Linked DNA regions of Homo sapiens: regions 2, 3, 4, 5 and 6 are each linked to region 1. Evidence: chromatin loops called from intact Hi-C (ENCODE). Cell type or tissue: mammary epithelial cell. All regions are shown on one strand.

Region 1 (5,000 bases):
AGCTCCACAGTGCACTCAGGTGGCAGATGGGGAAACTGAGGCCCAAGGAGGGGCGGGGAGCCCCTTGGACGGGGCGGGGCACTCCGCCCGGGGCAGGCAGGGGCCTTTATCTGCTGTCCTGCCCCTCCTCCTCCCCCAGCGGCATCCTCTCTCTAGCTTCTGGCGCTGCCCACTGTAACCCGACTCCGGCATTTGCGTTTGGGGCGCCCTCCCTGCGCCGGGGGCGGGAGCCCAGCGAGCGCAGAGCCCCGGCCCCGCGCGGCCCGAGTGCCACATCACTGCGCTGGCCGTCCAAGGTCCGCCGCCCCACCATGCCGCCCCCGCTGCCGCTGCTGCTCCTTACAGTCCTGGTCGTCGCCGCTGCCCGGCCGGGGTGCGAGTTTGAGCGGAACCCCGCCGGTAAGGCCGTCCCCTGCCCCCACCCTCCACCCTCCACCCTGCAACCTCTGGGGAGTGTGATCCGTCGCTTCCCAGGGGCCCGGGAGCTTTCTTCCAGTAGGTCACGCGCCTATGGTCCTGGCGAGAACGTCTCCAAAGTGGGCAGCATGTGGCCTGGGACTGGTAGTGTGACCTCTCCCCTGGACGGGGACACCAGGGAGGCTCTCTACGGCATCCAGGCCGGGACCCCAGGCAGCAGAGGGTCACCACGCCTGGGCCGGGGGGTGAGATCTTTTTCCTGTCGGACACAGCAGCAGGGGCGCCCTGCAGGTGGGTTCGAGGGAGCAGGTGCCAGGACTTTGCAGGGTGAGAGGCCATCTAAGGTCCCCGGGTCTTTCCAGGAACGGGACAGTCTCTCTGGGCTGTGGCAAACTCTTGACCCCTCCCTCCCAGCTGGGGCTGTGATGTGGACAGCAAGTCTCCGGAAGTGGCCCTAAGGGCTGGGAGGGGGCGTGGGCCCCCTGGAGGGATCTGGGGCCCGGAGAGGGAATGGACGCAGGGATCCTCTGGGAGGTCTGCCCGCACGACCTCACCCAAGGGGTGTGCAGCGGGGGTGGGGAGCAGGAAGGTAGAGGCTGGGGGCTGGATCCTGGGCTCCCGTCTGGCCTCACGGCCTCTCCAGGTGTGGGGGTGCATCTAGCCAACCGTGCTCAGGACTCTCATCAGAAGCAGACATCTGGGCTCCTGCGGGAGTGGGGCCGTGTGTGGGTTCAAGGGTGCAGGGTGTCAGGTTCTGAATCGCTTGTTCTCTGGGGTTTGTGGATACCTGAGAACTGCCTGAGCCCTGCGAGTGGATGTGCCAGGACCACAATACCCCACCCCAGTGCGCTGTGTCGACACTTTTCCTTTCCGTCCTGTTGATGCCTGGATTTTCCTCCCACCTCTGCTCCTCGCCTTACCTCTGGGCTCTTTTCTACCCGCTGCGTGTGTGCTCATGCAGGTGTGCAGGTGGGGTGCTGCTGGAGCTTGTGCCGTGTTGTGGGTGGGCCTCCCCTTGGCCCCTGAGAGCCCAGACAGTATCTAGAATCATAGGCTTGTTGGAGACCACAGCCCCCTCCTCCAGGAAGCTCTCCTGACCTGCCCTTTCCCAGGAAGAAATGCAGCCTCCTCCTCTGCACGCAGGCAGCACAGACCACCCTGTCCTCACCCAGCAGGATGCATGGGCTGGTCTCTGTCCCTGGCAGGTGCTGAGCACAGCCGTGGCATCGGCAAGTGTTTCTGGGAGAAATCACTCATCCCCCAGTCCAGTCTCCCCTCTTATGGACGAGTGTGGAAGTCAAGGACGTTTCCAGCCCACAGGCAGAAGTGGGCAGAGCCGGTCACCTGCAGTGCAGGTCCCCCACCCCGGGCTGCCATGTCCCTGTCTCGCCATCTGGGTCTTGCTGAGAGCAAGCCTGGTGCTCTCTCCTCTCTGCCTCACCCTTCCCTGGTGGAAGATTCCCTGTCCTCACTGGAGCCTGGGGACGGAGGTAATTTTCATGTCCTAGGGTCTGGGATTCAGATTCTGACTCCTCAACTCTGCTGTGTGACCTGGGCAGATGGCCTGACCTCTCTGACCTCATTCAGGTCTCATCCCTGACCCAGGCACAGCCACTGGTCAGTTGAGGAGGGGGAGGACTGACGGGCTGTCACTCCCCTGTTGAAGAAATGCTGCCACCTCGTGGTTAAGAGGCTTAGAACTATTTCAAAAGCCGCTTTCAGACCAGTGCTGTCCAACAGAAACACAAAGCCATCCACGCACAGAATTTTATATTTTCTAGTAGCCACACTAATGAGGTAACAGAAACAGGCGAAACTGATTTTAATAACAAATTCTTTTTTTTTTTTTTTGAGATGGAGTCTCACTCTGTCGCCCAGGCTGGAGTGCAGTTGCGCAATCTCAGCTCACTGCGAGCTCCACCTCCCGGGTTCACGCCATTCTCCTGGCTCAGCCTCCCGAGTAGCTGGGACTACAGGCATCTGCCACCGCGCCCAACTAATTTTTTGTAGTTTTAGTAGAGACAGGGTTTCACCGTGTTGGCCAGGATGGTCTTGATCTCCTGACCCCGTGATCCACCCGCCTTGGCCTCCCAAAGTGCTGGGATTACAGGCGTGAGCCACCACGCCTGGCCTGTAACAGATTCTATTTAACCCAATATGTCCAAAATATTCCAGCATTTTGGCATTCATATAAAAATTATTAATGAAACACACTGTTTTTAGTACTAAGTCTGAAATTTGGTATGCATTTCACACATCGCACACATTGGTTTGATCTTGCCACATGTGAAGGGCTCAGTGGCCACGTGTGGCTCGTGGCTGCTGTACTGGAGACCATGGCTTGAGAGCCTTCTAGGGGCATAGGCTTTCACCCCACTGTGCGTTTGCAAGTCTGCAGGGGGATCCGGGGATGTCTGTGTCCCACGGTGGTTGGGGTGGGGAAGCAATGGTGAATAGCCTAACCAGCCACAGTCGTCCTGGCTTTGCTCTGTGGCTGCCAGGGCAGGTGCGGCCTGGGAGAGGCAGAGGGTGGGCTTTGGGTCAGCAGGCCCACCCCCGTGTGGTAAGGGGCAAAACCAGAGGCCTACGGAGGCCAAGGCAGCTGGCAAAGGCCCAGCCACATCATGGGACTAGCTGTGTGGTCTTGGGGCAGTTGCAGCCCCCGAGGGCTCCTCCCAGACCATCCTGACTCTCTTGTGGCCACAGCAGCACCCACTGGGGCTTGCTGATTGTTGGGGGAAGAATTGTGTTTTCCAGAAAAGACATACTGATGATGTAATCCCTGGCACCTGTGAATGGGAGCGTACTTGGAAACAAGGTCTTTGTGGATGAAATCTGATTCAGATGAGGCCTCACGGGATTAGGGCAGGCCCTAAGCCAATAACTGGTATCCCTAGAAGAAGAGGGAGATTTGGGCAGAGACAGACACAGGGACAAAGTTCACACATGACAACAGAGGCAGGGACTGGAGTGCTCTGGCCACGAGCCAAGGAGCACCTGGGGCCACCAGGAGCCGGGAGGGGCGGGAGAGTTCTTCCCTTAGAGCCTTGACAGGGAGTGCGGCCCTGCAGACCTGCAGACTTCCAGCCTTCCAGCCTCCAGGGCTCTGAACTGTTGTTGCTTTTTTTTTTCAAGATAGAGTCTCTCTGTCACCCAGGCTGGAGTGCAGTGGTGTGATCTTGGCTCACTGCAACCTCCACCTCCCAGGTTCAAGTGATTCTCCCACCTCAGCCTCCCGAGTAGCTGGGACTACAGGTGTGTGCCACCATGCCCGGCTAATTTTTGTATTTTTAGTAGAGACGGGGTTTCACCATGTTGGCCAGGCTGGTCTTGAACTCCTGACCTCGTGATTCACCCGCCTAGGCCTCCCAAAGTGCTGGGATTACAGGTGTGGGCCACTGCACCCGGCTGTTGTTGATTTAACCTAAGCATGGTGGGCGCTTTGCTAGGGCAGCCCTGGCAAACAAACCCACCCCTCTCTGTGCCTTGCACATGGCGGCCAGTGGAAGTGGGGGTGACCCAGCCAGCAGACACTCTTCCTGCCCCTTGGGAAACCCCGATGGGGCTGCATGGCTTATTGTGGGGTCACAGGGGATAGTCCTGCTCCTGCCCACGATATGCCCCAAGACTCTGTGTGTTGAGCATTCACTGGGCACCTCACCCTCCTGTTGTATTAATCTTGATGGATCCTCCAACAGCCCTATGAGGTAGACGTGATCCTTATCCCAATCTACACATGAGGAAACTGAGGCACGGGCAGTGGTTCATCCTGGAGTCTTAGTGCCCTCATCTGTGAACAAGGGAGACTGGAAGCCACAGGAAGCCAGGAAGGATCGCCTGTCCAGTCCCTGTGTGATGGTCCAGTCACTTGTGTGGGCGCTTGGTGGCTTTGGAGGAGCAGGTGCAGGGATGGACACCTCACCTTGTAGCTCCCTGAGGCCAGCAGAGTTCCCAGGGTCAAGTCAAAGTTAGTTCTTCCAGTCGCTCATGTCTGCTGAGTGAATAAACAAAGTTCCAGGTTCACCCAAGCTCGCCAGCTCAGGGCCAGGCCACGCTCAGTGCCAGCCGGGCACCGTCAGAGCCTTGTGATGGGTACCCAGGGAGTGGAGCAGGGGTGCTGGGCTGAGATCACCTTGACCCTTGAGCTGACTGTGCTGTAGCATCTGCCTCGGTCCAAGCTCAGTGCAGGATGAGACCACGGGTCAGCTGAGTGCAAACCCTGCTGCCAGAGTGGCCCCACTGGTGGCCAGCTTTGCACACCGGTGCTCGCTCAGGGCCCTGCACAGGATGGGTGCTCACACAGGGCCCTGTGTGGATGCCAGCCTTTTATCTGCTCTTCCCAACATCACCCAGTTGTCTTTAGCCACACTGACAGGGGGGTGAGGGCACAGTATTTCAAGCAGAATCCCGGACCAGCTTTTTTTTCATTCCTTTTTTCCTAAAGTTCAAGCTGTCATGCCTCCTTTATGCTGCAGATTGGTGGAGTCTGGGGACGCTCTGTCTGGACCATGAAGGCCTGGGAGTCACGTGAGGGTGCCAGGGAGGGTGTCTGGACAGTCTCACGCCCACAGGCCCGTGACAGT
Region 2 (5,000 bases), 330 kb before region 1:
CATGGGGGTAGGTCTTTTTCATGCTGTTCTCGTGATAGTGAGTCTCATGAGATCTGATGGTTATTGTAAGTGGGAGGAGGGTTCCTGCACTAGCTCTTTTTGCTTGCCGGCATCCATGTAAGATGTGACTTGCTTTTCCTTGCCTTATGCCATGATTGTGAGGGTTCCCCAGCCACATGGAACTGTAAGTCCAAATAAACCTCTTTCTTTGTAAATTGCCCAGCCTCGGGTATGTCTTTATCAGGAGTGAAAACAGACTAATACACACTCCCTTTGTGACCTGAGCTCCAGCCAAGGAACCCCAGCCCAGGGCTCCAGCATTCCCACCTCCTGCCTCTGCTGCTCCAGTCCTGGTGGGGTAACAGCCCCCTGCTCTGTGCCTCAGTGTCCTCTGAGTGGCTTTTCTGTCCCTCCATCACCTGTGTGACCAATACCCTAAATTAATCACCTGTCTTAAATACCCAGAGTGGTTTCCATCTTTCAGGCAGAAGGTGCTTTTTATTTTTCTTTTGAAATAATTATAGATTTACAAGACTTTGCAAAGATAGGAAGAGAGGTCTCATGCACCCTTCCCCCAGCTTCCCCTAGTGATCTTATGTGACTATAATACAGTATGGAAGCCAGGAAATTGATGTGGGTACAATGCGTGTCCTTAGTTCTGTGTCATTTTATCACGTGCATGGATTCCTGTAAGCACCACCACCGTCAAGACACAGCAGTGTGGCCGCCACAAAGCCCTCCCTCGGCTGCCCTGTGGTGGCCAGACCCACCTCCCCACCCACCACAGCAACTGTAAATCTGAACTTCATCCTTATGGGTTTGTCAATTCAAGATCATATACATGGAGTCACGCAGTAGGTGACGTTCTGAGATTGGCTTTTCCCCTCAGTGTAATGTGTTTGCAGTGCAGCCCCCTTGCTGGGCCATCAGCCGTTTGCTCCTTTTTATAGCCGAGCTGTGGCCACGGTGGACAGTGTGGTCTGTGACGGTGTAATAACTCATCTAGTATGTCTGGTTGTTGACAGTTTCTGGCTGTTACAAATAAAGCTGCAGTGAACAGCTCTGTACAGGTGTTTGTGTACCTGTGTCTTCATTTCCCTGGGACAATCGCCCAGGAGCCAAGAGCTGGGTCGCATGTGTGTGTTTTGGATTGTTAAGAAACTGCCAAAGCATTTTCCACAGTGGATGTACCATTTTACATTTCCCAAGAGGGTTTTGATCAGTATGCAAATCTAGAAGAAAAACACAAAAATGATGATTATTTTTGACTGGCATAATTAAATATAATTTTTTTTTGAGACGGAGTCTCACTCTGTCACCCAGGCTAGAGTGCAGTGGCTCGATTTCAGCTCACTGCAATCTCTGCCTCCTGGATTCAAGCAATTCTCTGCCTCAGCCTCTCGAGTAGTGGGGATTACAGGTGCCCACCACCACGCCCAGATAATTTTTGTATTTTTCGTAGAGACGGGGTTTCACAATCTTGGCCAGGCTGGTCTTGAACCCCCAAACTCATGATCCACCCACCTCAGCCTCCCAAAGTGCTGGGATTACAGGCGTGAGGCACTGCTCCTGGCCAAATATAATTTTTATTCCTTGCATGTATATGCCTGTATCTTCCACATTTTATAAAATAAATCAGAAGGATATCCTGTAAAAATTATTTAACAAAAAGAACACTCTCATGAAATTATGATTTTTAAAAGGAAGATACTGCAAGGTCTGTTAGTGTGATCTTAACTATGTAACGCACACTCACACACACACTTGCCCACACACACACAAACACAGCCCAAGACTCAAGTCCACAGGAGAGCAGCCTGGAGGTCACAAGGCCCCATGCTGACTGGAGATTCAGGTGCAGTTTCCTGGGGCGGTTTTTGGTGGCTGCCATGACAAATGACCACACGTGGTGGGTTAAAGCAACAGAAATGTGCCCCCCCACAGTTCTCTGGAGGCCAGAAATCCTAAATCAAGGTGTGGGCAGGGCTGTGTGCCCCCCAAAGCCTCCGGGGGAGGATCCTCCTGCCTCTGCCGTTCCTGGTGGCTCTAGGTGTTCCTTGGCTTGTGGCCATGTCACTCCAGTCCCTACCTCTGTCTTCACGGAGCCCTCCTTCCCTCTCCTGCTCCTCCTCCGTGTGTCTCTCATAAGGACGATCATCAGTAAACTCAGGGCCTTCTGGCTAATCCGGGATGATCTCAACTTGATCACATCTGCAAAGACACTTTTTGCAAACATGGTCAAATGGTGTTTGCAAAACGCCTGGGGGCTGGGATATGGATGTATCTTTCTCAGGGCCAGCAACCCACCTACTACAGCGGGTGACTTTTGAAATGTTTGCATACTCTGCTACTTTTTAAATTACCCACAATGAGAATGTATATTTTTGTTGTTTATTTTTTTTAGACAGGGTCTCACTCTGTCACCCAGGCTGGAGTTTAGTGGTGTGATCTTGGCTCACTGAAGCTTTGACCTCCAGGCTCCAGAGTAGCTAGGACCACAGGGGCATGGCCACTACACCAGGCTAACTTTTTGTATTCTTAGTAGAGACAGGGTCTCGCTATGTTGCCCAGGCTGGTCTCGAACTCTTGGACTCAAGTGATCCACCTGCCTCGGCCTCTCAAAGTGCTGGAATTACAGGCATGAGCCACTGTGCCTGGCATGAGAATGTGCACTTTTTGTTACGATAGACGATGACTAATAATGCTACTAATAATAAACAGTTGCATAAAAGTAATCGTTATTTTTCCCAACTTGAGAATGAGCCAGAGGCAGAAAGGGAGAGACAGTCGACAGAGCTTCCTCAAACATCCCCACCAGGCGCTGAAGTGGTTCCAGTTCTCCGGCCTTGTAAACCTGCCGGGGGAGCTTCCTGCCGCTGAGCACTTGCGAGCAGCCTTGATTACATTTCCTCGGGGTAGATTCCGGGAGCTGCTGGGCCTGGGTGCACAGGGACACTCAGCTCTCGGTGGCTCTGGAATCTCTCTCTCTCTCTGGCCACCTCCCCCACTCCCCATTCTGTAAGGCACCCAGCCTGGGGTCAGAGAAGCCCGGATGGGGTGAGGTGGGGGCTTGCTCCTGAAGATGCTCTCAGGATTGTCCATGCGTCCACGTGGCTTCTCTCATGGTGCCTGCATCTGAGCCGCTGCTACTTCCTGACAGGGATACAAGGCAGGTGCACGTTGAGGGACCCTCACTCCACCCAGACCGAGGCCTGAGGGGCCAAGTGCGTGGACGCCATCCTTCCAGTCATTCCGTGGACTATCCCTCCAATCGCTGTGGCGAAACGCACTGCTCATGGACACAGCCGAGCACCTATTTCTGAAGGGTCTGAGTTTCTGGGGTCCCACCTTTCTTTGAATTTGTGCTACATTTTCATTAACTTTTCTCACCGAACATGTGAGTACAAAGAGGCACGGCAGGAAATCCCCGGTTCCCAGACGTGGCCCTCCCTGCTTCACTGTGCAGTAGCAACTGCCCCCCCCCCCGATTTCTACCCAGGGAATCAGGAGCCATCGCCCCAGCCTGTGGAATCACCCTCTGGGCCCATTTGTTCAGCAGAACGAGGGGCCCAACTGGCCAGGTGGCAGGTTCGTCTTCTGATTGATGGGGCCATTTCTGTGGCCCCTGTTGGAAGCACTCCTGCCATGGGAACCAAGACTCCTGCCAGCAGAGCTCAAAGAAAATATGGATTTAGCCTTCACTGACAATGTCACCAGCTTTAGTCCAGGCCGCATGCCTCGTAGGGGAAGCCCAGGGGCAGTGTTCGTCCAGAACCAGGGCCTCCCCGGCCTGGGGGCAGCGACGCCTAACCTGGATATTGACAGGAGGAAGAATCCACGGAAGTGGAAAGGGCACTGCAGGGCGAAGGCCTGCAGGCTGGAGAAGGCCGGCATGTCGCTGCAGGAGCCTGGGGAACCGGTGAGCCACAGCAGATGGAGGGGGGAGGCTCCAGAGCCCTCTACTCCACCGCCAGGGCCAGGCCTGCGGGCAGGGGTGCCGGGAAGCGGACGCCTCGGGGGTGACGTCACTGACCACCAGTGGCTGTAGCAGGAGTGGAAGTGCTCAGCCTGCACAAAGATACCACAAGGTCTGTGCTGACCCAGAGACCCACAGATGGGGCAGGGGTGAAGCAGGGGGGCCCCTTTGGGGGCAGGGAATCCACCGCGGCTGCATGGCTGGAGCTTCCTGCCAACTGCAGGAAAATTATAGGGGTCCTTGCCACAGCTGGAGGGAGCATACCGCAGCCCTGCAGGAAGCAGGAACACACTCTTGTCCACCCTCCGGGCCTGCCCAGGGGCTCCTCCACAGCCGCTGAGTGTCACCTCTTGAAGGGTTTGTCATCGTACATATCCATACGGAGATATTGAAGATTAAGGGGACAATGTCTCTGCACATCCAGATGCCACAAAAGTGCCCTCTGCGGACACAACCCTGGCGGGGCCACCTCCTCTCTCGACCCCAGCTGCTCCCCACCCCGTCCTTGCCTCTCCACCCATGCAGCCCCCAGCACCCCTGCCACACTTGGTGTCACATCCAAACCTTTGCCAGGGCCTGCACCCTGGGCCTGACCCCACTCTAGCCCACCCACCCCCGCTTTCACCACCCGCTGCTGCCCCACACTTGGCCAGAAAGAGCGATTCGAGGCCTTCCCTCTGTCCTGGCCTGTCCCTGCCACGCCTATTCCCAGCAGTGGGACGTTTAGGACATGCAAGTGCTGGCGGGTGGCATGGTCAATGCCACCAGCAGCACCCACAGCTGGGCCTGGGAAGAGAATTCCAGCCAAACCTGCATCCAGTCCAGGGCAACAGGGCCCAGGGTTACGGGCACTCCGGCAGGAGTCCAGGGCCCCAGGGTCAGCCCCGCCCTTCTGCCATCCCGCTGTGACCCTGAGCAGGTGATCCCGCCTCCCAGACCCTCGGCTCCGTCCCTGCACTGACTCCCACCAGCCCCTGCTGACCCAGGCTGCTCGTCAGGCCTCATGCAGCCCACAGGACAGGCA
Region 3 (5,000 bases), 56 kb before region 1:
GTAATAGAATTTTTGTCCCAGATTTGCTGTAGGATCAAGGAAAGGACATCAGTTGTCTGGCCCCATGTTATAAGATCAAGTCCCCTTCTCCATCCAGGTCTTTCTGGCACACACAAGTACTGGGGGACGAAGGGGAGGAGGGGCCATCACCTCTGGCCGGGACCTGTTTCATATCTAGGAAAGGTCCAGTGATGGAGACAGGAAGGGCAGTCTGGTGGAAGGCCCAGCCTGAGCAAAGGCTGAGAGGCAGGAAAGTACAGGTATTCCTGGGACGCAGAGGCAGCACAGCTGCCTGGGAGATCTGCTTGTGCTGGTGGAGCTGGGGCCTTAGCTCAGCTCTGCTGACTCTCGGGAGATCCTTCCAGAACACTGACCATCCACCCACCCTTCCCACGCTTGCTCAGGTTGGTTTAGCCGAGCCGAGTGTAATGTAATCGGTTGCAGAGGACAAAGGGAGAGTTGGGGCCAAGAAGAGCTCTCATCCTTCCTGTGATTGCTGAAGTCTGGCACACGTTCAAACTGCGGAATGACTCAATCGAAAAGTGAAAGTGGCAGAGTGAGGAGGTCAGTGGCAATGGTTTCACAGAGACTCCTGGACCAGGAACCAGGCTGCCTGCTTCCAGCCCCTCCATTCATTCTGTCTGTCCACCTGCAGACCTTTTGTCACGCCCCATGCTCCATCGCCACTGCTCTTAGTCAGGCATGGGATCTGGGAGCTGAGACCCTCCTAGGGCCTGAAGACATGTTCTTTCCTGATAGGAGAAGGCTGTCAGGGGAAAGGGGAGCTGAGACCCTCCTAGGGCCTGAAGACATGTTCTTTCCTGATAGGAGAAGGCTGTCAGGGGAAAGGGGAGCTGAGACCCTCCTAGGGCCTGAAGACATGTTCTTTCCTAATAGGAGAAGGCTGTCAGCGGGGCTGGGAGCTGAGAACCTCCTAGGGGCTGAAGACCTGTCTTTTCCTGATAGAAGGAAGCTGTCAGGGGAGCTGAGAGAACCTCGGCAGGTGGGGTGAGGTGGGGTCTTGGCTTGTAGGAAGGGCAAATTCTCAGGTGACATGTCCCCTGAGCTGGAGGTCATTGTGGATCAGACCCCGGCCCAATTGCCCAGGGCCAAGCCCTGCCTGGGTGTCAGCATCATTAGCCACGTGTTTCTGGATACCAGGAGGAATGTTCCAGAGACCCCAGAAAAGGCCTCTTCTTGCTCAGACTGGCTCTTTATTGCCTTTAATCTGGCAAACCTCAGGACAAACCTTCCCCCAAGGCCTTGTGGGATGGAAATGGGGAAGACAAAACCCTGGGTTTACAGCCCTGGCCTCCTGGGATGGACTAGATTTGGGAGGCCCAGGGAGAGAAGACGTGGTGGTGAGAGCAGAGGGCGGCATCCAGGGCGCATGCAGGGCAGGTCTGCAGTCAGGCGTGGGGTGAGGATGCAGCTTGAGCAGCAGTGGGGACAGAAGTGGGGAATCTGAGGCCAGGTTGGGTCTGATCCGAGGGCAGTGGGAAGCCACCTGAAGTTCTTGAGTGAGGAAGTTGAGATCCAGAAACAACCTTAGTCCCTTGGGCCCATCAGAGTTCTTCACTTACAAGTAACGGAAGCTGACCCTGGCCGACTGGAGCCAACGAAGAAGGTACTGAGAGCACTTGGAGCCCTTGCAGGGGCGAGGGAGATGCTGCGGGACCAGGGTCTGAAGACAGCAGAGTGAGAGCAGGGCCCCAGGGAGGCAGGAGGGCTGGAGTGTGACTTCTGCGTTCTGTGTTCTCTGCCTCCAGATTGTGCTCCAGGGAGGGAGCACGGGGGACCAGGGGGAGTTTTGTGTGCCCCTCCCAGCCAGGCCAGTGGAGGCTCACTGATATCTCATCAAGACTGTGGGTGATGATAAGGGATGAGTTCCCAAGGAGATGTCTGTGGTCCCAGCAAATATGGTTGGATGTGGGGCAGGCAGAAGGGGGAGTGCTCACGCCAGTCCTCATCCTCACCCCAGAGAGGCAAGTGGCTTGCTCAAGGACACAGGTGAGTCAGTGGCCAAACCGTGCCAAGTGGCCAGCTCACTGGTGACTCAGGCCTCTGTCTTCCTCTGCCAGTGGGTCATGGGATGAGTTGAAGACAACGTTTGATGAAAACAAAACTTCTGGGGATGTATAAGATGGGTACTGAGAGCAGGTGGGACCAGACAGAAGGAAGAATGGCTCCAGGACATGGCCATGGGCTCCGCAGTGGTGTAGATGGGTTCCAACCCCAGCACGGCCACTTGCTGGCGGTGTGGGACTTCACACACATTGCAGAACCTCTTTGATCCTCTCTCTAACTTCCCTGAGGGGCATGGTAACTGTACAGGGCCATCGTGAGCATCAGAAAGGATGACGTATGACGTGCCTGGCATGCAGTCCGGCCTGATAGGTGTGAGTTCCTTCTGGGTCCCTGCCACCAGGGGAGCTGGAAGGAGCCCCAGAGTGAAGTCATGAGCACTGAATTCAATTCCTGGCGGCTTTGCTGAAATTCGGCTCCAACCTGTCCTGGCTCCCAGACCACCAGCAGCTGTGCCACACAGTGTCTACGGCCTGAGACACACTCATCTGCCATCCCCAGCATCACGTCAGCACCACGGTGTCCTTGCTATACTGAGGGGTCCCCCATCTGTCCCTCCTACTCAATGGGAGCCCCTTGAGGTCAGAGATCACCTGTGGTCACTTTTTGCCACCAGCACCCAGGAAGGGACCCAGCATCACCAGTGACGGGTGGATGATGGATGAAGATGAAGCAGTGAATGTTCCACTGCAGAAGAGCCCTGGCAAGCTCCAGTGCCAAGCTCCTCTGTGCACACAGAGGGTAGTGACTGAGCTGCCTTAAGCCTGACATGGGATGCCCTAGTGCCCGGGGGTTTCTAGCTGCCCCTAGTCCTGTTTGCACCAAAGGAGTATGTGTAGGATTGCACAGGAGCCATCACCTGCTTGGCACCTCGGTCTTTCTTTCACCAGAGGAGAAGGAAGTGAGGAGAAGGCTTTGGGGTCCCATGAGGCTGGGTTCTTGGGGCATCACCTGCTCTCGAGTGTTCTGCAGAGCAGACTCACTAGCCCAGTGCACATCACTCTGCCACTCTCAAGAGTGTCCGGGGCATACCGCATCCACCTAGAGATGCTGGGGATTTCCCAGTGAGATTTGCTGCCACATGGAAAATTCTCTCTGCTCTTACAAGAACAGGCTCATTGATAATGTTTGATTGAGGGGGCTTTTCCTACATTCAAAATAATGCTCATTTACTGTCAGATATTTGGAAACTACAGAAAAACACTGTGAGGAGAGTATGAATTGCCTTTCAAAGAGAAAGTAACTTCCTGCCCTGTCTCTGGGTATGCAGAGGCATAGAGACACCCACACTCCCATGAGCTCAGCTCGTGCACACACAGGACCAGGAAGCCGGGGCGGCCTGGGTGGCTGTCTCGCTTCTTGCTTCCCTTTAACTCAATGTTGGATCCTGAACATGCCGTCGCACTCCTCGCCTGCGATGAAGGCCTCTGCCTCTGTGGTTTTATTTGGTTTCAGAGTCAGCACATCCATCTCTCTGCTCCCAAACAAGAAAAAACAACACAGTAACAGCCGGTTACAGAATGCCAGGAGTTCTCAGAGTCCTGCGCCTTCTTGCACAATCCTCTCAGCAGCCCTGGGAAAGATGGTGGCTATTATCCCCGTCTTACAGAGGAGGAAACTGAGGCACAGAGAGGTTCCGGTGGGGCAGGGGCGGGGCCTGGGGCTGTGGGCACCATGTGTGTCACCTCCCCCGTGTGATCCATCTGTCCCTTTCTAAGGTACAGAAGCCCAGAATTTCAGACTTGATAGCATCTGGACCACGTTTCTAGGCTGCCGAACAAAACACCACCAGAGTGGCTTCAAACAGCAGATGTGTGTTCTGGGGGCCGGAAGTCTGGGATCCAGCTGCCAGCTGGGTTGGTTCATTGTAGAGGCCTTCAGGAAAATCCATTTCACGCCTCTCCCAGCCTCTGGCGGCCCCAGGCATTCCCCGGCTTGTGGCCGCATCCCTGTACTCCGCCTGTGGGTTCCCAGGGCCTCCCCACTGCGGGCCTGCTTCTCTTCTCCAAGCATCTTCCCCAGTTGGGCCCTGGACTCAGTGGCACTGGCCACTGGATTTAGGGCTCACTTGGACAATTCAGCAGGATCTCATCTCAAGATCCTTAAATTAATTGTGCTAAGAGCTTTTTCCAAAGATGGTGACATTTGGGCCCCCATTCACTCAAAGTCCCCTGGCTGAAGCCACCCCTTACAGCAGGGAAGCTGAGGCACGGGGTGGGGAGGGCCTGCCCAGGTGCCCGGCCCCGACTCCTTGCTCGGGGTCTTCAGCTTGAGTCGCCTGCCATCCTAGGCTGCCAGAGACTCCAGCACCCCACTCCAGAGACTGCGTCACGCTGTGGCCCTCAGCTCAAGGATCACCCATTCGAAAGCCCACTTTTGAGCACCCACTGCAGTGACTTGGGGTACAAATCACCCCTCATCCAGTAACCCTGCCCATCTGAGAGCTGTCTTCCCAATATGCCGGTTCACATGGACTCAGGTCCCTGCCTCTATTTTGTGAGGTTGGAGCACAAAAATGATACAGGGCTCTTATTTTTTATTTTTGAGAAGAGGTCTCACTCTGTGACTCAGGCTGGAGTGCCGTGGTGTGATCACAGCTCACTGCAACCTCAAATCCCAGGCTCAAGTGATCCTCCCACCTCAGGCTCCCAAGTAGCTGGGACCACAGGTACACACCACACCAGGCTAAGTTTTGTATTTTTTGTGGAGATGGGGTTTTGCCATGTTGCCCAGGCCTGGTCTTGAACTACTGGGCTCAAGTGATCCTCCTGACTTGACCTCCCAAAGTGTTGAGATTATAGGCATGAGCCACTGTGCCTGGCCAGAGCTCACTTTTATGGGGTCATAGAAAAGGGGGAGTGTTGGGAATGAAAAGGGAAGCATGACAGATGGCCTCATCCATTCATTCTTACACT
Region 4 (5,000 bases), 320 kb after region 1:
GCTCAGGGGCTGGACAGAGACAAGGCGGGCTGGGGGCTACTGTTGCTGCCATACAGAGTCTTCCTCTGTCTGCTCGCAGAATCTCATGGCCGTTGCTGTTACAGGACACTGACTCGAGAGACGAGAGAGACACCAGAACGACACCCACAATTGCTCCTTCCATCTGTTCAGAGAACTTGGGGGTGCCTGCTGAGTGCTGGGCCCTAGTGGGGTGCTGGAGACGCTGTGACGAGGACTCCCCCCAGGAGGGGCAGGGATGCAGCCGTGGGCAGAAGTCATCCCAAGGAGGCAGGTGGTCACCCCTACACAGCCTGGGGCTGGCAGAGGAGGGGAGACCAGGGTCCACGGGGAAGGAAGTTGAAGGCTCAGCAGGCTTCGTGACCTTGCCTGGTGAGTGGGATTTGGACACCCAGGACGGGAAGGTATGGAGGGTGGGGGACGGGAGAAGGAGGACTAGGCTGGGAAGCAGTGAGCAGAACCACTGGGTGCACAGAGCCAGCTGTCGTGTGCACACCTGGTGCTATCAGGGAACCGTCGGGTGCACAGAGCCAGCTGTCAGGTGCCCACCTGGCGCTACCAGGGTCCCCACTTGGATTATGTCTGGTGGGTGGACTCTGGAGATGGCAGCTGCTGCTGTCTACAGCGCCCTGTGTCCTAAGACCTGCAGCTAGCCGACAAGGCTCCGGTGATGTCCTAGAGTGTCTCAGGACAGAGGGGGCCTGTGGAGCTCACTCCCTCCCCTCCAGCCGAGGCCTCGCCATGCCAATCTTCATGCCACCTTGCTGTTTCTTGGGCAACACCTGTGTCTCTGCCCAAGCTGTGACCAGGTGCAGGCCCCCGGCTATCGGCGTGGGAAGAGCAGCTTCTGGGGGGTCTTCTTAGGACCTGGAGAGCTGTGGCTGTGTGGGAGGGTGCAGGGAGCAAGTGTCCTCTTAGGGTCAGGAGCCCCCTCTGACCCTGGTCACTGTCCAGTCATCAAGTGGGTTGCCTGGGGTGGTGAGCAGCCTGTCCTTGAAGGTGTGAGCCGGGACCGTGTGCTCGGCTCAGCCAGACAAGTTTTCTCAAGCCAGAACTGCCCTGAGCGCTCGTCCAAGCGGCCCCCACCCCCTGTGCCAGCCTCGCTGTGCTGTGCAGTTCCAGTTCCATCACAGCAGTTCTTCCTCTGGATGGGGACAGACAGCCCAGCCCTGAATTATTCATGCTGACTCTTGCAGTCTCCGAGCTTGACACCCCATCAAGGAAATGCGTGGTAAATGCAGTGATTTATGCAGGTACTTAAGGCCACAGTGGCTCTGCCCAACCGCCTGGAGGTGATCCAGGCCCCATCTCTCCCCATGCAGGCTTCCTGGAGGTTCCTGGAGGTCTGGCAGTGCAGGTGGGCAGGACCCTTCCAGTTGGGTACCAGGAAGGGATGTGGCCTCTGCGGGGTGCCCCAAAGGGATCCCTCACCTGGAGTGCACTCAGAGCCCCCCTCCCCTGCTATCTGGGCCTGGGCTGAGCTCAAGGGTCCCAAGCAGAGGGAAGGCCAAAGGGGAACACTGCAGAGGGATGCTGGGAAACCCTCTTGCCAGCTCCTGTTCACTGCACTTCACAGTGACTGAGCCTGGGAAACAGCTCAGCTCACTGCAGTTGGGCAGAGAGGGAAACTGAGTCATGGGGTCATTTACCCAGGCCACATGATCAGTCTTTCCCCCATGATCTCTAGGATCTAGGCTAGTGGGGATCATATCTATATCTGGGCATCTCTCTGCCCAGGTTGAGCAATATGGACAAATCATTCATTCATTCATTCATTCATTCATTCATCTGTTCCCAGCTCAGCCACCTACTGGCCTGAGGCCTTGGGTTAGGGACTCAGCTCCCACATGCCTGGTTTCATATGCAGAATGGAGACGACAGCTCCTGCCTCACATCTGTGGTGGGAACGACATGAGTTAGTGCAGGTAAAGGGTTCAGAACAATGAGGTGCACAGAGCCAGCTGTTGGGTTCACACCTGGCACTATCAGGGTCCCCACTCGGATTATGCCTGGTGGCTGGACTCTGGAGATGGCAGCTGCCGCTGTCTACAAGGCCCTGTGTCCTAAGATGTACAGCTCGCTGACAAGGCTGCGGCAATGCCCCAGAGCTTCTCAGGACAGTGGGGACCTGTGGAACATCAGGCAGTACGCACTGGTCGGTACTTTTAGCAGGGCCTTTGGATGGAGCGAGAGGCCTCCCTGCCACACTCCAGCTCCTGACCCTTGTGCCTCAGGCCCAGACCCAGTCCTACCGACGAACATTCACAGAGTATTGCTGTGTGCAGGCCCCCAGGCTCAGGGCTGGGCTAAGCCACTGCAAGAAAGCCATCAGCAGCCCCTCCGCTGGACGCTCTTCTGGGATCCCTTGAATGGGGAGGGACCAGGACTGCTCCAGCCACAGCCTGGGAGAGCCACAGGGCAGGTGCCAGGCGGACTGAGGCTGAATGGAGAGAGAGAGAGAGAGAGAGAGAGAGAGAGAGAGAGAGAGAGAGAGAGAGAGACAGAGAGAAACCCCCCAGGCAGGCCGACCTGGGGATAGCTGAGCAGGGGCACAGAAAGGCAGGGACAGATGAGGAGGAAGGCAGAGACTGTGCCCTCCCTCAGCTCCTCAGCGGCGTGGGTTCCTCTGGCACTGACCTGACCCGGGAGGAGATGACGTCTGCCCCAGGAGGGCCCCCTGCTCAGATGAGGTGCCCTGTGGCAGGGAAGCCCAGGCGGCTGTGCAGAAGAAGGCTGGGAGCCCAGCCCACCCATCCGCAGTGCCCAGAGAAGCAGGCAGGGCCTGTCTGTGGCACAATGGTGCCACCCAGTGGCCATACCCCCAAATCGCACCTGTGCCAGGACCAAAGCTGGGCAGGCAACCCGCGAGAGGTGGAGGTACCCTGCGACCTGAATATTTAGTAAATACAAACTCCACGGGACACTCAGTTAAAGGAAGATTTCAGACGAACGTTGAGTAATTTCTTTAGAATGTGTCCTAAATATTGCACCGGACAAACTCACACTAAACAGTGTTTGTTTATCTGAAATTCATCTTTACCTGGGCTTCCTGTATTTTATCTGTACTTATTTACCTTAGCCTCAAGTGACTTTTAGGACAACAAAGGTTTACTTGGGGTAAACACCATTGGGCTGTTGGGCCTTGGGGTATAAAGGGGCGGTTCTGCTGCCTCCTGCTTATTTCCTGGGGCTTAGAGCAAACTGAAATAGACAGGGGCGCTTCCTTCGGGGCAGGCACCCTGCTAAGCAGTCAGGTATTTAATCCTCACGCACAACCCATGTGGGTAACACCACTGTGTCTTCACTTTACAGATGGGGAAACTGAGGCTCAGAGAAGCAAATCGACTTGCTCCTAACTAGAAGGTGACCTGCTGTGCACTGAATGTTTGTGGCCCCCCAGTTCCTTCCTTCCTTCTTTCCTTCCTTCATTCCTTTATTCTTTCTTTTTCTTTCTTTCTTTCCTTCCTTCCTTCCTTCCTTCCTTCCTTCCTTCCTTCCTTCCTTCCTTCCTTCCTTTCTTTCTTTCTTTCTTTCTTTCTTTCTTTCTTTCTTTCTTTCTTCTTTCTTTCTTTCCTTCCGTCCCTTCCTTTCTCATTCTTCTTTTTCTTTCTTTCTCTTTCTTTCTTTCTTGCTTGCTTGCTTGCTTTCTTTCTTCTTTCTTTCCCTCCCTCCCTTCCTTCCTTTCTCTTTCTTCTCTTTCTTTCTTTCTTTCTTTCTTTCTTTCTTTCTTCTTTCTTTCTTTCCTTCTTTCTTTTTCTTTCTTCCTTCTTTCTTTCTTCTTTCTTTCTTTCTTTCTTTCTTTCTTTCTTTCTTTCTTTCTTTCTTTCTTTCTTTCTTTCTTTCCCTCTCTCTCTCTTTCATTCTTTCTTTCTCTCTCTTTCTTTCGAGATGGAGTCTTGCTCTGTCACCCAGGCAGATTGTGCAGTGGTGCAATCTCCACTCACTGCAACCTCCGCCTCCTGGATTCAAGTGATTCTCCCGTCTCAGCCTCCTGAGTAGCTGAGATTACAGGCACACAGCACCACATCCGGCTAATTTTTGTATTTTTAATAGAGACGGGGTTTTGCCATGTTGGTCAGGCTGGTCTCAAACGCCTGATCTCAAGTGATACCCCCGCCTCAGCCTCCCAAAGTGCTGGGACTATAGGTGTGAGCCACCACACCCGGCCTGCTGCCCACCCCCCATTTCTATGTTGAAGCCCTGATCCCCAGTGTTAGGAGGGGACTGCAGGAAGTGATTATCTCATCCCACGGAAGGCCTCATAGAAGGATCGGTGCCTTTATAAGAAGAGACCAGAGTGTGTGCTCTCTCCCTGGCCTCCCACCACGTGGGGACACAGCATGGACCAAGCAAGACAGCAGAGAGCCTCATCAGACACCACTGTGTGAGCACCTTGACCTGGGCCTTCCAGCCTCCGGAGCTGTGAGGATGTCCACGTCTGTTGCTTCAGCCCCACAGTCTGTGTTACTTTTATTACAGCAGCTCGAACACACAAAGACACTCTCTAAGGGCTCCGCTTCGAGACACTGCCCCTCCCCTGCACAGACACCATTGGGGGTGACTGGTACATTGTACCGATCGGGAGCCTGGGAGAGTGGGATGATACCACGGACAGTGCCAGAGCTGAGACTGGCACCAACATCAGATGGGCCCTGCCTGAGGTTGGCAGAGAACTCTGCCTGTCTCTTTCAGGGGAGAAGAAGCCATGGAGGAGAAGTGGGGGGCATGCAGCTCCTGGGCCACCGAGCCCGGGCCGGGCCACTGCACTTCCCAGCAATGCTGTTCCCAGGAGGGCGTGCTGTGAAGTCCCCCAAAGAGCAGAGAGCGGCTGCAGCTGGCCTGGCTGCAGAGAGCCCACGGCCATCACAAGGGCAGGTGCAGCCCAGGGCCGAGTCCCAGCTCCAGGCTGGCTCCAAGGATGTGGGGACAGGCCATCTGGGGCTTGGGCTCCCTTGTCCTTCCCACCGTTCCAAGAGGGCTAG
Region 5 (5,000 bases), 350 kb before region 1:
GGCACATGCACACAGGCACACACACAGACATGCACACACACAGGCACATGCACACGCAAATGCACAGAGGCACACGCACACAGGCACGTGCACACACACAGGCATACACGGACACAGGCACATGCACACAGAGACACATATGCTTTGGCTGGCTCCTTCCTGTTTAGTTGGGATGCCACCCGCTTCAGGAAGCCCTTGCCTCCCACCCCAGGCTGAGTCTGGGGCCTCCTGGGCCCCCACAGGCTCCTGGGCTTGCCTCTGCCACAGCCCTGGCCACCCTGTGTGATCAGTGTTCACTCCCAGGTCCCCCAGAGGAGCAGGGACGTTAGGCTCAGCCATGCACCCGGCACAGAGTCCAGTGTTCGGTGGGGCTGGGGGGCGTTGGATGAGCAGTGATGTGACTCGGGCCCTTCTCGCACCCCTGCCCTGTGTGTGGGGCGGGGCCGTGAGGGCATGGGCTGCTGCATCTTAGACTTTGTCCTTGGCCCTGGGAGCCATCTTGAGATGGTAAAGGGGAATGGGCCAAGCTTGGGTCTTAGAGAGGTCCCTTGGGTGACCCCCATGTGGAGGAGGTGCCTGGGGAGAAGCTGGGTGGGGGATGGGAGGGTCAAGGAGGAGGTCTGGGAAGTGGCATCCCAACCCAGGGATGGTGAGTTTGAGCCACAGATGCATTGAAAATGGGAGTGGATGTCTGGGGCATCACACTCCGTCAATATTTCAGGGAAGATTCCCAGAGAGGACACCTGGGAGATGCTTTTATACCTGGCCCGGCCCATGGAGGGCCTGGAAATGGTCAGCATGGACAGGGGCCAGAGGGAAGCCTGGGTCACTCAACACTGTGCCCCTGCTGTGGCTGGGAGCCATGGGTCCTGCATGGAACTCTCAGAGCAGGCAGGATCCGCCCCAACCTCAGCCCACGGGGAAAGCAGCCACTGCCTGCAGAGAGGGTGGGGCTGGGACAGGAGGCTCGGGGTGAGTGGGGTGTAGGGACAATCAGGAATCCTTCCAGGGGGTGCCAGGGCCGTCTCCACCTCCTGCAGCTGAGCCCACAGCAGTGTCACAGGCTTCGGGGCTCATGGGGTGAGCCAGCATTGGCCGGACATGTGGAATGACCTGGGCACAGGAACGGCCTCTGGGGAGACTGGCTCCGAGTCCCCCTTTTGCTGAGCATGGCCTGTCCCCTTCAGGACCCGTTTGATGCAGCCGGGTACTACCAGCTGGCGCTGGCAGCCGCCGTGGACCTGGGCAACAAGAAGGCACAGCTGAAGATCTACACGCGGCTGGCCACCATCTACCACAACTTCCTCCTGGACCGTGAGAAGTCGCTCTTCTTCTACCAGAAGGCCAGGACCTTCGCCACAGAGCTCAACGTCCGCAGGGTCAACCTGCCTCCTCTGCCACTCTGCGGGTGGGCCCCCTGGTTGGCCCCCAGCCACCCTCGCTGAGGACAGCATCCAAGGGAGTGGGTTTTGTGCAAGGGCTGGGGGTCTCCTGCCTCTCCTGGTGTCGCCGGTGGCTCATTTTCTGGCAAATGGAGGCACGAACGCAGGGGCCAAATAGCAATAAATGGGTTTTGTTTTTTTTTTGCAATAACTTATTGAAGTCAGCAGGGCATCCTTCCCTAGTATGCTTCCTGGGGCGTGTCTAGGGGCCAGCTCCCTTCCCTGGGGGCAGCCCTGCTGCTATGTCCTGATCTTGGGTATGAGAAGGACCCCGAGTCCAACAGACCTGTGCCAGGTCACCATGAGCCTGGGTTTCGTTGGCGGCCAGAGGGGAGACGGTGGTGGAACTCCCTGGGCAGCTGCTCGGAGCTTTTGCCGTAGGTCTTGTGCCACCCTTGCCTTTAATCCTCAGGCCACTGTGCGCGGAGGTGGGGGCTGCTAGTGCCCCCATTCGCCAGTGAAGAAATAGAGACACAGAGAGGTTAACTGTCTGGCCCACCATCACACAGACGCAGAGCCCAGTGCGCTGACCACACCACCCTGCCGGCCTGCTGCCAGGAAGGTGCCCCCATTAGGACCCAAGGTCAGTTCCTGCACCTCTCTTGTGGTGTCAGGAGAGCCACAGGGCGGTGAGGGTGGCCCAGGGGATCCCCCACTAAGTGTCCTCTGGTCCCAGACTTGGCTGGGCTGAGCCTGACCAGTCCCACCTCCAGCCACTGGTCAGTCCTGTGGGAAGTGAGATGCAGGGATCTCTGCCTGTGTAGACGCTGCTGCCCAGTGTTGAAAGCCTTTTCTGGGCTGCCCCTCAGCCCTCCCCATGTACCCCTCCCCTTCCGGCCCCCGGCCCTCATCTCAGTCCCCAGGAATCCCAGGTTTTCCTTCTTGGAATCTCTTGGCCCCAGGAAACACGGCTCACACGGTCTCTTCGCCAGTTTACGGCAAGGAAACCGAGGTTCAGAGATTGTGGGTGCCCCACGTGATTCTCACAAACACTGCACTCTCCCAGGCCCCTCTTTTAAACACTTTTAAAATGAGGTGACATTCACATCGCATGAAATTAACTATTTCAACGTGAATAATGTGGTGGCATTTGTGCACTCACAGTGCTGTGCACCCACCCACACCGTCTAGTTTCAAAAGGCATTCATCTCCCCAGAAGAAACCTCCCGTCCTCATTAAGCAGTTACCCCTCCTTGGTATCCCCCAAGCCCCTCTCCTGGGGTCCGAAGAGGGACTTGCCAGTGAGCGGAGCTCTGATAATAAGGAATCAGGCACCCACTGCTGGTCCAGGCCTGGGTTGGTTTTCCACCCAGCAGAGGTGGCAGAGCCAGGAGGGTCTGGGAGCGCTACAGGGGAGCCCCATGCTTGCCGCCGGAGCCCTGCCCCGCCCCGAGCTTCCCCACCAGGGGGCAGCAGAGAGCTTTCCAGAACCCGCCGCGGGGCTGGAGGGAAGCAGTGGCTCAGAGCTGCTGACAAACCTCATGTTGACCCCAGACCGCTGTCTCTGTGGGTTGGGCTTGGGAATTGGAGAGGAGGCCGCATGATTGGAAACATGAAGACGGCACGGCCTGGCTGGAGCAGCGGGAAGCGTCGTCACGGTCACTGAGGACACAGACCTCCTGCCTGCCGGGCCGGGCCTGCAGCCATTCCTCTCGGGGTGGGGTCTGCAGTTCCGGGTTGCTCTCAGCCCCCGACCTGCCTCAGAGTCCTGGGGGCTTTGGGACTGTGCCTCCCCATTTCCACCCACCCTGGCTGGTGCCATCAGGGGCCTGGATCCTGGGATCCTGTTCCTCTCGGGCAGCAGAGCATGGGGGACCAGAGGAAACGGTGGGTCTTCAAGCCCCACATTCAAACCCCAGCCCACCACTCACAGTCTGGGGGTTCGGGGTGAGGGAGTTGATTTCTCTGAGCCCCAGTTTGGTCACCACTAAAATGAGACTGACATACTGGGGCAGAGTGCCAGCCCCAGGGCCAATAGAGGCCTGTTTCCTACTAACAATACTTCTTACTCCTAAGAAAAGCTCCAACAACCACACGCTATGGAACACTCAACCCAGGTCAACTTGTCAGAGACATGTGAACCAGAGCAGCTCCATCTTGAATGGGGGCTGGGTAAAGTGAGGCTGAGACCTGCCGGGCTGCATTCCCAGGAGGTTAGGCATTCTTAGTCCCAGGATGAGATAGGAGGTCGCACAAGATACAGGTCATGAAGACCTTGCTGATAAAGCAGTTTGCAGTAAAGAAGCCGGCCAAAGCCCACCAAACCCAAGGTGGCCACGAGAGTGACCTCTGATTGTCCTCACGGCTCATTATATGCTAATTAGAATGCATTAGCTGCTAAAAGACACCCCCACCAGCACCATGACAGTTTACAGATGCCATGACAACGTCTGGAGGTTACCTTATAAGGTCTCAAAAGGGAGGGGAGAAACTCTCAGTTCTGGGAATTGCCCACCCTTTTCCTGGAAAACTCATGAATAGTTCACCCCTTGTTTAGCATATGATCAAGAAATAACCATGAAAATGGGCAACCAGCAGCCTTTGGGGCCGCTCTGCCTATGGAGTAGCCATTCTTTTTTTTTTTTTTTTGAAATGGAGTCTCGCTCTGTTGCCCAGGCTGCAGTGCAGTAGCGTGATGTCGGCTCACTACAACCTCCGCCTCCCAGGTTCAAGCAATTCTCCTGCCTCAGCCTTTCTAGTAGCTGGGATTACAGGAACCCGCCACCACGCCCAGCTAATTTTTTGTATTTTAGTAGAGACAGGGTTTTGCCGTGTCGGACCAGGCTGGTCTCGAACTCCTCACCTCAGGTGATCCACCTGCCTCGGCATCCCAAAGTTATGGGATTACAGGAGTGAGCCACTGTGCCTGGCCAGAGTAGCCATTCTTTTATTCCTTTTCTTTCCTAATAAACTTGCTTTCACTTTATGGACTCGCCCCGAATTCTTTCTTCTGTGAGATCCAAGAACCCTCTCTTGGGGTCTGGGTCGGGACCCCTTTCCAGTAACAAACTTGCTTAACCTCTCAGACCCTTCGTCTCTTCATCTGTCACCAAAGACAAAGCCTACCCCAAGGTTCCAAGAGTGAGGAGAGAATGCATGGGAAACGAGGGGCACAGAGTTGGTGTGCAGAACCAGGCAGCCAGTCCCGTTGTTCTGTGGTGGGTGGAGGTCAGGGCTCGGCTGGCTAAGGCCTAAGCCCACTGGTCTCCAGCCCTGCTCTGCCCGTCGGAGGCTGGTTCCCGGGCAACAACCGCCGCAACAACAACCCCCTTCAGCAAAGTAGGCATGAGATGAAGAGATGTCCAGTGGGCACGTGCCCAGCTCTACGCAGCCAGTGGTCTCGCAGCCCAGAAGCCAGCTGCCCCAATTTTAGAAGGAGGCGGCCATGATCCCCAGGTTAACTCAGTCACCTTCCCACACACATTCAGCAAGCGCCCACTGCATGGGCTGCAGAAACTGCCTCAGGCAGGTGCAGGGAACTCCAGGAGTGTTCCAGGCCCTCCCAGAGGTGCTCCTGGGACTGCAGCTGAAATCACACTCCTTGTTGGGGTCCCTGGA
Region 6 (5,000 bases), 130 kb before region 1:
TTCCTGCTCCTTCAAGTCGCAGATAATTGGCTGCGATTGAAGTGTGTTTCAGAAGTTCACAGTGATTTCCCATTTTCTCATTAAAGGCCTAGTTCATTCAGATTCACCTGAAATGTCATTTGGGCAGAAGTTGGCCCGGGGGCTTTCTGTAAGCAGTGGGACTGTGCCTCTGACCTTTGTGTGGACAGGGCAGACTTATGCCCTCTTGCCGCTCCAAAGGCTTGACCTTTTGAAAGTACCGTGGAAGTGTTTACAGCAGCTCACCTATGTCTCTGGTAACTTTATTTGACAAGACTGTGGCTGGCAGACAGTGTGCTTTTAAAAAATAACCCCGTCGTGTCCAGGCCACAGAATTTGATGGCTGCCTTAGCAAGAAAGGGCCCAGCTGATCTGAGTGAAGCCTCGGCTCTGCTGCTGCCCGTGGTGCACTCGGGCTGATCGCGGAGCTCCGCTAAGCCTGTCCTCACCTGTGAGACCAGGAGGAGGCTGCCCGGGTCTCTGTGGGGGCTGGACAGGATGATGTCTTCAGAGCCCACAGCGGGGAGGGCATGTTGTGGGCACTCGCTGGCCGGCTGCCGTCATAGCCGTGCACCAGGAGCAGCGTTGGCTTGTGGCACAGGCCTCAGGGCCGCTGGCGCTGTCACTGCCCTGCTACCGTGGGAAGTTACCTTAGGACTCGCTGCTGAACCGTCCCGTCATCCTCTGTGTCCTCTGTTTTTGGCAAGTCTTGGTCTTCTGAGTTCAGAATTGATTTGGGGAAACTGCTAAAGTTTGGGTCCTCTAGGCGGGTCCGAGGAGCCCGTGGCTTTGATTTTTGCACTTGCTTCTCCATTACTAATTGGTAGAGACCGTGGACTGTCGCTTCATCTCTCTGAGCTTCAGTTTTCTTATCACTGGCAGGTTTGGGGATCGAATGTAAGAGTGGATGTGAACGTGCTTTGTCATTTTTAAAGCAGTTCACACACAGCACATGTCTGGTGGGGACTGGGTGTGTGACAGGCACTGAGAATTTAAAATCCCGCTGGAAGAGCTGGGGAGCAGAGGTGTGGCTGTCACGTAGTGAGGAGGTCGGCTTCCTTATCACCCGCGCCTGGCCTTGTAGTTGATGCCTGGAGAGGAAGCCCAGAAATGAGGTGCCCTTGCTGGGGCTGGGCAGGGCCTGGTTGTCCGGAGGGGACTGTCTGAAGGGCACCCTCCATCGGGGTGTGCGGCAAAGGGAGGCAAGCACGCATGGAGCACCTCTATGGCTCCAGGCCCTCTGCGCAGCCCCCGTATGCACTCGCTGGCTCTGGCAAGGTGGGGACAAAGCTGCCTCCCTTCCCAGCCCCTGGGGCACTCTGCAACTCTGCAGCGTTACCATCAGCATGTGCCCCCGCCGGGCGGCCGAGGGGTGGAATGAGGGGCGGCAGCGGGAAACTAGGACGGTGCGGCTGCCGGGCCCAGGAGTGTGGACTCTTGAGTTTAGGCGCCTTTGTTAGATCTTGTGAAGGTCCAAGATCTAACAATGATGAGAGGGAACCATGGGCTCTTACTGTTTTTTTAATTTTTAAGTTACTTATATTGGTGTCAGTTTTTATTTTGTATTTATTTTTATTGATTTATTTATTTTGAGATGGAGTTTTTGCTCTTGTCACCCAGGCTGGAGTGCATTGGCACAATCTTGGCTCACTGGCCTCTGCCTCCTGGGTTCAAATGATCCTCCTGCCTCAGCCTCCTGAGTAGCTGGGACTACAGGTGAGGGCCACCACGCCCGGCTAATTTTTGTATTTGTAGTAGAGACGGGATTTTGCCATGTTGGCCAGGCTGGTCTGAAACTCAAGTGATCCGCCTGCCTTGGGCTCCCAAAATGCTAGGATGATAGGAGTGAGCCACCGTACCTGGCTGGTGTCAGTTTTTTAAATCAGGATTTTTTCATGATAGACATTGAAAACTTGTGATTTGTACTCCAGGATGAGAGAATTCCATGGAGAACGTTGAAATAGACTAGCCAGCTAAAATACTTGCTTTGCTTTCTTCAAACGCAGGTCTGTCTCGTTGGAAAATCCAGAACATACCCTTCCTCCAGAGAAGCTTCCGTGGATGAAAAGAGGACTCAGTACATTAAGAGCAGGCGGGGCTGCCCTGTAAGCCCACCTGGCTGGGAGCTTTCCCCTTCTCCACGCTGGGTTGCTGCTGGCAGTGCTGGTCACTGTGACGGTCAGCAAGCTCTGGACGCCAGGGTCGGGTGTGTAACCAGGGCCTGGGCCGCTGAGCATGGAGCAGGGCCCCAGGCTGAAGGACCCTGGCTACCTGGATTTCATCCCAGAGAAAAGGCTGAGCGTGTGAGGAACTGTGCCGCCCTGCCACGAGATTTTATTGACCAAGTGGTTTTGCAAGTAGCGAATTTACTGTTAGGTGGAAAGCAATTAAACACAAGAAGTTCTCGAAATGGGAGTTTGAAGACCTGGAATGGGGGAGGTAAGCTGTCCACCATCTTAGGGAGGGGCTAGCACGCTCCCAGGCTTGAGGGCAGGAATTCACGTCTTCAGAACCGACATGAAATGGTGTGGCCCTGTGACTACACACTTTGAAAAAGCCATTGATGGTGGGTGCATAGGCTCTCTTCAAGCAAATTCTTTAAAATTTTCCAAATAGCTCTTATAAACATAAAGGACTTTGTTATTTCCAGGGAGTGACAGAGTTTGGACCCTTAATTAACTTTTACCAAACATGCAGGTTTAGGGGCTAGAACTACTCATTTTCAATCTAGAAATTATCCAAAGAGAAAACAGGTTACTGAGTGCAAGCAAAATGCACTGTCCCCTTGAGTATGTGGTAAGATTTGGAGCTGTTGTGATTCGATAATTTAATTCTCTTTGAAATCCCCAAAACACAACAATCATCCATGGCAAAAGGAGAAAATTACATCGATTGTTCTCATGGGGTGAGTGGTGTGCTGAAATTATGTTCTCAGGTGAGTGGTGTGTTGAAATTAACGGCATTCAGAGAGCCAGCCAGGGCTGTAAGGACCTCGCCTCCTTCCGGGCAGGGATGCTGCTTGGCCGCCAGAGGGTGGTGTAGAGCTGCAGCCAACGCCTGGCTTCTCTTGCAGTTTTGGGAACTGGAGAAGAGCACGGAGCCCCATCCCCTCCCGGCCCCTCCGTCGGTGACTTCTGCCTGGCTGCGCATTTGAGGGAAACCCTTCTTCTCCAGGCTTTGCTTTCCTCACCTATGAATGTTGGGACAAAATCATACCCGTTTCCTTCTTCATCCTTTGTCCTCTTGTACCATGTGTACGTGGGATGGGACCGGGCCATGGAGCATAGACGGCCCCTCCAGAAATCATTCGAACCTGATGGTACCTGGTCAGCAGAGCCTCTAGCCATCTGGCGAGAGTGGCCCTGGCTCAGTGGCTGATGGGGCCGACTAGCTGCAAACCACCAGGCACCGTGGGGCCTCTGGGTTGGCCCTGCTGACTAAAGGCACCCTGCTGTGGTGGGGCTGGAGCACAGAGGAAGAAGGCTGAGGCTGGCAGAGCATGGAGCCCACCACAGGCAACTGGGACCCAGAGCCCCAGGGACATCAGTGTGGTCTGAAAGTTCCCACGTGCAGTAAACAGTGACAGTTCTTGAGTGCAGTTTGACCTTTAAATTCCCAGGAGATGACGGGCACACAGATGTCAGCTGTGCCTGGGATGGACGGCTTTCGGTGGGTGAGGAGGAAGGAGGAACAGACCTGGAGATGGAGAGCGGGGATGGGTGAGCGGTGGGCTCAGTCCTGCCTGCGCCTTGGAACTTGGGAATCAGGGCACCTAACAGGCTCTGGACCCCCGTCCCCTCCAGATGGGTGTCCGTGGGTCTGGGGCTTGTTAGGGACTCTCCACGTGGCCTTGGCCTCTCAGCCCACTGCCTCCCTCCCGCCCACAGGCGGCCTTCAGGGCCTTTGGTCGCCCCCACCCAGCCTGTCCTCAGGCAGGCACCTCTGCGTTTCTGTGCCTGTGGGCCATGTGTGGCTCTGTCTCCAGGACCTCACCCATCCTAGCTCGGCGTCTGTCCCTGTGGGACACTGCTGAGAAATAGGGTAGGAAAGGGCCCTGCCCTCAAGAGGCTCCAAGTCCTGCCTGGCTAGGAGTCAAGACCGCACACGTCAAAGGATGAGAAACCAAGAGGCCGGATATGCCAGGCCAGGAGGCACCCATGGCTGAGTGTGAGATTCCCTGTTATGGAGTCCATGCTGGGCCAGAGCCGGGGCAACAGGGAAGGCTGACTGGGACAATATGTGATCTTTTTTAAAACACTCCCGCTCCTCTCAGAATGGATTTGAGACAGCCGAGAGGTGGACTCAGAAGGTTGGCCAGGCTGGGTGGGCAGGATTCTCGCAGCAGCTGCGACAGCGGCTGCCAGCACCAGGCTCCTGGGTCAGGAGTGTGGTGTCCTGATCCGTAGGGGTCTGACAGGCTCAGCTGCATACAGACAGGCGCCGTCTCCTCCGCTCTCCTGCAGCTTGGGAGGGTGTGGATAAGATGTGAGGTGCAGCACCTGGCAGATAGGAAGTTCCTGGCAAATACATGCAGGAAAACCAGCTTTCATTCATATCCAATTTGATGTTTTGGTAATAAATGACTTTAATGTCACCAGGTTTTCTGATTAGAGCATTTTGAAATACCTGCAGGCTCTCAAAGCAGAAATTCGAATGGGAAAGAGACCATCACTGTGGTGTCTGTGCTGTTCCTTTTTTTAGTGCCTAGCATGGCCTTGCTGGCCACCCTAGAGCCGGTAGCGCCAGGCTGGCTGCCCCATGGTTGGAGCAGCCACTGGGAAGGCTCAGGCCCCAGGCTTGCCAGCTTGGCCTTCCTTCTTTAGTCTGAGAAACCCTGGCTCCAAACAGCCACCCCCCTTCATGGGTCACCAGTGAGAAGAGCTTGAGGTGACCACCCAGAGCAGGCAGCATCACCTGACGCCTGGCCCTGTGCGGGCATGGGGCATGTGTGGGGCTGCGTCTTGTCAGGCTGTGCCACCTTA

Evidence for each region. A loop is a pair of places that touch in the nucleus more often than their neighbours do. Peaks named below come from ENCODE experiments on the same cell type or tissue, not always from the same donor. Only the 100,000 strongest peaks of a DNase experiment are listed, where the experiment ranks them.
Region 2: it touches region 1 in a loop (10-fold over the local background); 52 of 110 quality-filtered maps call a loop at or near these places.
Region 3: it touches region 1 in a loop (2.1-fold over the local background); 8 of 110 quality-filtered maps call a loop at or near these places.
Region 4: it touches region 1 in a loop (5-fold over the local background); 59 of 110 quality-filtered maps call a loop at or near these places.
Region 5: a loop joins it to region 1, with 19 times the contacts of the local background. A loop is called at or near these places in 50 of 110 quality-filtered maps.
Region 6: it touches region 1 in a loop (17-fold over the local background); 94 of 110 quality-filtered maps call a loop at or near these places.

Annotation. Positions count from the first base shown.
Region 1 is chr4:8,592,523-8,597,522 of GRCh38, forward strand. It overlaps CPZ (carboxypeptidase Z), which reads left to right and starts at 243. Exons shown (of 11, transcript NM_001014447.3): 1 at 243-399. The coding sequence starts at 312. RefSeq lists an enhancer at 1,246-1,920. In mammary epithelial cell, a CTCF peak has its summit at 2,087 (motif pointing left); no DNase peak of the experiment used is centred here; H3K27me3 peaks cover 572 bases.
Region 2 is chr4:8,258,074-8,263,073 of GRCh38, forward strand. No RefSeq gene overlaps it. Among named protein-coding and RNA genes, the nearest start is that of HTRA3, 9.2 kb to the right of the region's middle. RefSeq lists an enhancer at 1,445-1,946. In mammary epithelial cell, a CTCF peak has its summit at 2,800; no DNase peak of the experiment used is centred here.
Region 3 is chr4:8,536,853-8,541,852 of GRCh38, forward strand. No RefSeq gene overlaps it. Among named protein-coding and RNA genes, the nearest start is that of GPR78, 41 kb to the right of the region's middle. RefSeq lists enhancers at 3,075-3,164, 3,435-3,594. In mammary epithelial cell, a CTCF peak has its summit at 1,938; DNase peaks (open chromatin) are centred at 499 and 2,039.
Region 4 is chr4:8,915,348-8,920,347 of GRCh38, forward strand. No RefSeq gene overlaps it. Among named protein-coding and RNA genes, the nearest start is that of HMX1, 46 kb to the left of the region's middle. In mammary epithelial cell, a CTCF peak has its summit at 2,836 (motif pointing left); no DNase peak of the experiment used is centred here.
Region 5 is chr4:8,239,511-8,244,510 of GRCh38, forward strand. SH3TC1 (SH3 domain and tetratricopeptide repeats 1) reads left to right here. Exons shown (of 18, transcript NM_018986.5): 18 at 1,188-1,593. The coding sequence ends at 1,445. Among named protein-coding and RNA genes, the nearest start is that of HTRA3, 28 kb to the right of the region's middle. RefSeq lists enhancers at 1-80, 2,550-3,111 and a silencer at 2,828-2,957. In mammary epithelial cell, a CTCF peak has its summit at 2,835 (motif pointing right); no DNase peak of the experiment used is centred here.
Region 6 is chr4:8,465,890-8,470,889 of GRCh38, forward strand. TRMT44 (tRNA methyltransferase 44 homolog) reads left to right here. Exons shown (of 11, transcript NM_152544.3): 9 at 2,025-2,457. Among named protein-coding and RNA genes, the nearest start is that of TRMT44, 28 kb to the left of the region's middle. RefSeq lists an enhancer at 2,960-3,079. In mammary epithelial cell, a CTCF peak has its summit at 3,051 (motif pointing right); no DNase peak of the experiment used is centred here.